2 separate regions of the Homo sapiens genome follow, and region 1 is linked to region 2. A link is a contact called in ENCODE Hi-C or POLR2A ChIA-PET data. All regions are on one chromosome and are shown on one strand. The core of a region is the stretch at or near the end of the contact, and the rest is flanking DNA. Distances in the headings are between cores, read along the strand shown. Region 1 overlaps SEPTIN2 (septin 2). Region 2 overlaps PASK (PAS domain containing serine/threonine kinase).

Region 1 (4,799 bases), core at 595-3,094, 210 kb before region 2:
TGCTGGCGGGTGAGAGGCGCTTCGCTGGCTGACAACTGCTATGTTTCCAAACAGAACAGAGAACCAGTCTACTTAGATACATCCTTGTATGGGTCATTTGCAGTAAAGAATTTAGGTAAAATAACAAACTTCATGGAGAGATCACATTTCTATATTTGAGTCATTTAACTCCCATGGAAGGTACTTGTGTGTAACCAACTGCTACTCATCGAGGGCATTTTAAATATAAGGAGAATTTAAAGAATAGAAATTTGATACCTTCATGAAGGCAAAAATTAAAATTTGTAACCATCAGGTTCTCCTTGAAAACCACCACTAAAATGCAGGAAAAATTCTCCCGCCCTGCCTCCCGACACCTGAGCAGACTGAGCGTGGGAACACACTCCTTTCTTCATCCCCATGCCCCCGAGTCGCACCCAGAGGGAGGGCAGGACGCCAGCCTCACTCACCCTTTTCTTCAGCCGCTCCCGTTCCTTCAGGGTGAGAGTGTCAGCTTTTGCAATGACAGGCACAATATTCACCTTGTTGTGTATTGCCTTCATAAACGCCACATCTAAGGGCTTAAGTCTAAAATTAATTTTAGAATTGTCACTTATTTAAAAAAAATACATACAAAACTCTTCTCTCTCAAATTATCTTAATTCTTATATTAAAATACACAGTTTGGGTAAAACTTACAAACCCATGTAGTAAAGCATTTCTCCACGATAAACAATTACTTACCCATGTCCAAAAGGTGAAATAAAGTAAAAGCAACAATGCACCCTATTATCAATGATGTGCCGCCTGTTCAAGCCGCTCTCGTCATGCAGGTACCTCTCAAATTGCTCATCAATATAGGAGATAATTGTCTTAAAACTGAGAGAAACAGAAACATTAACAATAATCATAGGGTATAAAACAGGGGGTCCCTGACTTCAAAGGGAAAACAAGTGCCTCCGCCCAAATATACATAATTTAATAATTCATTTTCAAGATGAGAACAGAAGACTGACTTTTAGATTTGGCAAATGGAAGTTTTTGGAAACTATGCCAAGCATAACTGCCCCTAAGTGCTGAGAGTCAAAAGCCTGAATGGAATAGGTTATGATGCACCTGAGAGAGGGCCAGTGTAGACAGGGCTGCCAATTCGTTCTTTTTTTTTTTGAGACTGAGTCTTGCACTGTTGCCCAGGCTGGAGTGCAGTGGCGTGATCTCGGCTCACTGCAACCTCTGCTTCCAGGGTTCAAGCGATTCTCCTGCCTCAGCCTCCCAAGTAGCTGGGATTATAGGCACACGCCACCACGCCCGGCTAATTTTTGTATTTTTAGTAGAGACAGGGTTTCACCATGTTGGCCAGGCTGGTCTCGAACTCCTGACCTTGTGATCAGCCCACCTCAGCCTCCCAAAGTGCTGGGATTACAGGCATGAGCCATCGCACCCAGCCAGGGCTGCCAATTCTTTTCAGGAACGTGACTGTGAAAAGGGGCAGAGGAACAGGGTGGTAGAGAACATGGGTCAAGAACAGGTTTATCTGAGCTGGGAAACAGCATTTAACTGAGCTGGGAAACAGTACAGCACTTTCACATGTAAGAAGGGAGAAATTCCTAAATGTAGGAGAAAGATAACAGAACCTTCCCCTTTTCATCTAGTGGTGGAAACCTGATGCTTTATGTTGACAGGAATAGAACCAGGAGGGAGTTTGTACAACAAAAGTGGCATTCTTTGCACGGTACAGGTGACAGACTGCTCTATCTTCTACTTCTTCATTTCCTTATTTGTGAAAATGATGCCAATGAGCAGTCATTTACAGACACTACGACTCAACCCACTCTCTAACAGGTTTCACTTCCTTCCACATAGAAAGGATGTACTACAGTATCTCGGTCACCAACCACGGCTCAAATCCAGGTGTTTCATTTATACTAGCAGTCTATGGATGACTGGCTTTGCGATCTCAAATTACAGTAGAGTACCAGAAAAAAATTACTCTCTATAAAATTCCTTATTTAAAAAGTCAACATTTAACACGCTTTAAATTGTCTAGGTGTTTTATTATATACAGCAATCCCAAACTTAATAATCACTCATTAACACTATCTATAAATTTATGAAGTATATTAAGTAAACAAATGCAGATCCCTGGGCATGGGGGAGCATACCAATCTCTGCAGTTGATAGCGTCACCATAGCCAGGGGTATCTACCACTGTCAGGCGTAGCTTGACCCCTCGCTCTTCAATTTCAACAGTTGAAGCCTCAATCTGGACAGTTCTTTCAATTTTTTCTAGAAAAGAAACAAACTTAATAGGGAATATAAGCAGCATGTGAAGAGGAAAGCTCACGTTCTTACGACAGGTGACTTCAGAGTCTACTGCCTCTCTACAGAGGTAGGTTCTCCAAAGATACCATGGGGATTAAGAAAAAAAGATCCCAGAGAAGTCAGAAAGGGGAAGGTTAAAGCTAAGATTATTGTGCTACTGGGGAAGGTTAAAAACACAAATGTTAAAAATTATAATTTCTGTTCCTGGGAAAAAGAAAGCAATTTACGAATTCATTTAAAAACTGAATTCAAAAATATTCTGAAAGGGCTACATATTCTTGCAGCAGCCCAAGTCTTAGGCTCTCACTATGTGTGCCTATTTCATTCAACAGTCATTTGTGGATGCTGGTGTCCTGTGCTGGAACTTTCTGACAGTAGATGAATTCGAACATCTATCCTAGTAATCTTCTAGTTACACAGCATTTTTGATGTAAAACATTCTCACTTAATCCTTCCATCAAATATTTAATATAGGCAGAAACTACTTATTACATTTTACAGACAAACTCAAGAGAGGATGGATCCATGGATACGTGTCAAAGAAAGTCTACAACCCAAATCCAAGGACCTCGGTGCAGCACACCTACCCCATAAAAGTGTTTTCCTTGTGTTCAAAGCTGAACAAGAACAAACAAAACACACAGCTAAGACATAAAATATTAATTAGGCAGTCTTCAGCATCTTTCATGTAGAATTACACTTACAGTAACATAAGAATGTTTTTACCTGCTGCTCCAGGTATGACTCTTTCTGGGTACAGATCAGTTAGGAATAGGCTGTTTATGAGAGTCGATTTTCCTAGACCTGATTCACCTTTAAATAAAAAGAAAAACCTTGTCATGACCTTATTCATATGACACCATTCAATCGGTTAAGTGTTTACATAAGGCCTGGTACTGGGCTAAGTACCTCACAAACATCATTCTGTGTTTAGTACCTACAGTACTACTATGTTTGCAGTATGATCTTTGAGGGTACTCAAAGAAACTCTAATTTGCCCAAGGTCAGAGTACTATCCAGAGCAGGGCCAAGATTTGAATCCAGGTCTATGAGACTACAGAACTTGAACATCATATAATTAGAAACATAACTGTTCACAAATGTGAGGAATGTACTTTAGAGGTTGGTTTTTATTTTTGACAAATAGAATGCAAAGCAGGTTTTCAATTATCAGTTCTGCTAGTCACTAAACTCACCACATTTTCAGAAAACTGAACATATCTATCCCATAGTGTCAACAACCCTTGTGCTTCCCGAGCTGCAGAAACGTGTGAGCAGGACAGGGCCTGTGGTCTGGTGGGCTCACATGCACACCCTCACTCTGCAACCTCCCCCTTCTGCCACCTTGTCTTCTTCCTGCTTTAAATCCATCCCCGTTTCCCAGCACTGGCAACTGTCATATGTCGGGCAACTTTCCCGCTCACTTTGTTGAGTTCACACGACTAATTCAGGTGACACATATCCATGTAAGCTTTCAATGAGGTGAGAATCTCTCTTGAACTACTGTGACTACATATTCTGAATATTTGAAATTTAACTTCAAAAAAGATGCAAAATACCAAAAATTAAATTTTACATTTGAAGGAAGCACAAATCCCACTGCTTCATTGCAGATGATCATCTAGGTCTCAATTCTGCATGGAGAACTGCTTCTGATCTTGGTACTACTGGTGCTGGACTGTCCTCTGGGTACCCTAAACCACCCTCTGTTAAGTTCTGCAAAGCATGAGGAAGGAGTACACATCTCTTTTGAAAAATTATTTCTGGCTGGGCATAGTGGCTCACACCTATAATCCCAGCACTTTAGCAGACCAAGGCTGGAGGATCACTTGAGGCTAAGAATTCAAGACCCCGCCTGGGCAAAATAGTGAGACCCCCATCTCCCAAAAAACCAAAACAAAGTAAAAAAAACCCCAAAACCTTAGCCAGGTGTTGTGGCTTGTACCTAGAGTCCCAGCTACTTGGGAGGCTAGGGCAGAAGGATTGCTTGAGCCCAGGAGTTAGAGATTACAGCAGGCTATGATCATGCCACTGCACTTCAGCCTAGGTGACAGAGTGAGACCCTGTCCCTTACAGAATAAAACAATTCTGGGAAAATCAAGAACAAATAAGTGAATTTGCAATGTGCAGACGCACAGCCGGGCGCGGTGGCCCACGCCTGTAATCCCAGCACTTTGGGAGGCCGAGGCAGGCGGATCATGAGGTCAGGAGTTCAAGACCATCCTGGCTAACATGGTGAAACCCCGTCTCTACTAAAAATACAAAAAATTAGCCGGGCGTGGTGGCGGGCGCCTGTAGTCCCAGCTACTCGGGAGGCAGGAGAATGGCGTGAACCCGGGAGGCGGAGCTTGCAGTGAGCCGAGATCGCACCACTGCACTCCAGCGTGGGCGACTGAGCGAGACTCCATCTCAAAAAACAAAACAAAACAAAAAGAAACATGCAGACATACAAAATTAGGACTGCATTTTAAGTGAACTGCAATTTTCACACATGAAAA
Region 2 (2,520 bases), core at 21-2,520:
ATGGATGGAGAGCGGGAGAGGGAGGTACAGGGGAGAGAGAGATGGGAGACATGGAGGGAGAGAGGCGGGAGACATGGAGGGAGAGAGGCAGGCAGACGCAGACCCTCAGCCTCCCCCTCAGTTCCCCTCAGAAAACTGCTTTTCCTCAGAACTTGGCTCACAATCCCTTTCTCTGTGGAACCCACCCTTGGGTTGTATCCTTCCTCTTCCGTCTTTTTTTTTTTGAGATGGTCTTGGCCATTGCCCAGGCTGGAGTGCAGTGGTGCGATCACAGCTCACTGCAGCCTAGACTCCTGTGCTCAAGCGAGGTTCCCGCTTCAGCCTCCCAAGTAGCTGAGACTACAGGTGTGTGTCACCACGCTGGCTAATTTTTAAATGTTTTGTAGAGACGAGGTCTCACTATGTTGCCCAGGCTGGTCTCGAACTCCTGGGCTCAGCCTCCCACAGTGCTGGGATTACAGGTGTGGGCCACTGTGCCCGATCCTGTCCTCTTTCTGAGCCTCTGGTATACCTTTATTAGGTTGCTGATGTTAACCTGTGTGTCTGTCCCCGAGTGAGGTGGTGCGGTCACATTCTGTGCATCTGGTGCCCAGTGTCAGTCTGTCATGTGGAGGCCAGTGGCTGGGCTGACAGGAGGCCTGGGTCCCTTGGCTCTGTGATCATCCTGTCTGGACTGTGGCAGCCTCCTCATGGGTCACCATGTGCTGAATGCTGGAGGACATTGTGTGCCACCTCTTAGGAGCCGCCCTCACCAGCCTCCTCTCTCTTTTTCGGCCCGTGTCCCCTTCTTTTTTTGTTTGTGTTTGAGACGGAGTCTCACTCTGTCACCCATCTCACCAGTGAGCTGGTACAATCTCAGCTCACTGCAACCTCTGCCTCCCAGGCTCAAACCATTCTCCTGCCTCAGCCTCCAAGTAGCTGGGATTATAGGTGCCTGCCACCTCACCGGGCTAATTTTTGTATTTTTAGTAGAGACAGGACTTTGCCATGTTGGCCAGTCTGGTCTCGAACCTCCTGACCTCAAGTGATCTGCCCACCTCGGCCTCCCAAAGTGCTGGGATTACAGGCGTGAGCCACCACGCCCGGCCCCCTGGCCCCTGGCCCCTTCTGTGTGGGCCCCATCTGAGAGCCATTTCCCAAATCTGAGAGCCATTTCCCTAGTCGGCTGTGAAATCGGATGGTGTTTGTAGTCAATCAGTTGTTTTTTTACTGTTGTGGAGTTTACCAGGGACTCTCCAATCTCTCTCTCGTTTCCTCTCACACCTCCTCAAGGCAGCAGCACGGACTTCCCCTTGCAGGTGGGGCCGAGGCTAGGCTGCACGGCTGACGGGGGGTTTGGGGGCCCTGAGATGAAGCGAGAGCGCTGACCAAAGCATTGGCAAGTTCTCCTGTACTTTACTGTTGGGCTTTTGGTAGCATTCTCTGCAAAATCATTTCTAAATGTGGACTTAATTTGGAGAAATTTGAGACTAAGTGCTTTATTTTTTAACTTGGTCACAAAATTTGGTCTTTTTCTTGTTATAAATTGGTGGCATTAAATGCTTTGTACTTAGTTCTAATGGAGAATCGGTGCAATCTCTCCTTTTGACTCATCTGTGGCCCTACATGATGGTCACCCATGTCATTATCCCCAGGGTGGACAATGTCCCAGAAGGAAGCCTGCCAGTGCACGGTGAACAGGCGCTGCCCAAGGACCAGCAAATCACTGCCTTGGGGAGAGAGGAACCTGTGGCAATAGAGAGCCCCGGACAGGATCTTCTGGGAGAAAGCAGGTCTGAACCAGTGGATGTGAAGCCATTTGCTTCCTGCGAAGATTCTGAAGCTCCAGTCCCAGCTGAGGATGGGGGCAGTGATGCTGGCATGTGTGGCCTGTGTCAGAAGGCCCAGCTAGAGCGGATGGGAGTCAGTGGTCCCAGCGGTTCAGACCTTTGGGCTGGGGCTGCCGTGGCCAAGCCCCAGGCCAAGGGTCAGCTGGCGGGGGGCAGCCTCCTGATGCACTGCCCTTGCTATGGGAGTGAATGGGGCTTGTGGTGGCGAAGCCAGGACTTGGCCCCCAGCCCCTCTGGGATGGCAGGCCTCTCGTTTGGGACACCTACTCTAGATGAGCCGTGGCTGGGAGTGGAAAACGACCGAGAAGAGCTGCAGACCTGCTTGATTAAGGAGCAGCTGTCCCAGTTGAGCCTTGCAGGAGCCCTGGATGTCCCCCACGCCGAACTCGTTCCGACAGAGTGCCAGGCTGTCACCGCTCCTGTGTCGTCCTGCGATCTGGGAGGCAGAGACCTGTGCGGTGGCTGCACGGGCAGCTCCTCAGCCTGCTATGCCTTGGCCACGGACCTCCCTGGGGGCCTGGAAGCAGTGGAGGCCCAGGAGGTTGATGTGAATTCGTTTTCCTGGAACCTCAAGGAACTCTTTTTCAGTGACCAGACAGACCAAACGTCATCAAATTGTTCCTGTGCTACGTCTGAACTCAGAGAGACACCCTCTTCCTTGGCAGTGGGCTCCGATCCAGATGTAGGCAGT

Evidence for each region. Hi-C counts contacts between places; a loop is a spot of excess contacts on that map. ChIA-PET counts read pairs that join two places held with the same protein, here RNA polymerase II (POLR2A). Pooled maps may share reads with other maps.
Region 1: a map with no recorded cell type shows a loop between it and region 2 (7-fold over the local background). The contact joins two enhancer-like sites. A Hi-C loop is called at or near these places in 1 of 37 single-sample maps with no recorded cell type and 2 of 50 pooled maps. POLR2A ChIA-PET finds 5 or more read pairs at or near these places in 2 of 52 experiments (WTC11 and activated T-cell).

The regions. Positions count from the first base shown.
Region 1 is chr2:241,333,441-241,338,239 of GRCh38, reverse strand. It overlaps SEPTIN2 (septin 2), which reads right to left. Exons shown (of 13, transcript NM_004404.5): 4 at 3,028-3,114; 5 at 2,142-2,265; 6 at 724-858; 7 at 450-567. Among named protein-coding and RNA genes, the nearest start is that of SEPTIN2, 20 kb to the right of the region's middle. Within about 2 kb of position 1,844, at least 2 of the 41 ENCODE cell types and tissues checked have a DNase peak (open chromatin) inside an H3K27ac peak, as active enhancers do.
Region 2 is chr2:241,126,566-241,129,085 of GRCh38, reverse strand. It overlaps PASK (PAS domain containing serine/threonine kinase), which reads left to right. Exons shown (of 18, transcript NM_015148.4): 10 at 1,635-2,520. Among named protein-coding and RNA genes, the nearest start is that of PASK, 22 kb to the left of the region's middle. RefSeq lists a silencer at 915-964 and enhancers at 1,105-1,414, 1,628-1,797, 2,261-2,430. Within about 2 kb of position 1,270, at least 7 of the 41 ENCODE cell types and tissues checked have a DNase peak (open chromatin) inside an H3K27ac peak, as active enhancers do.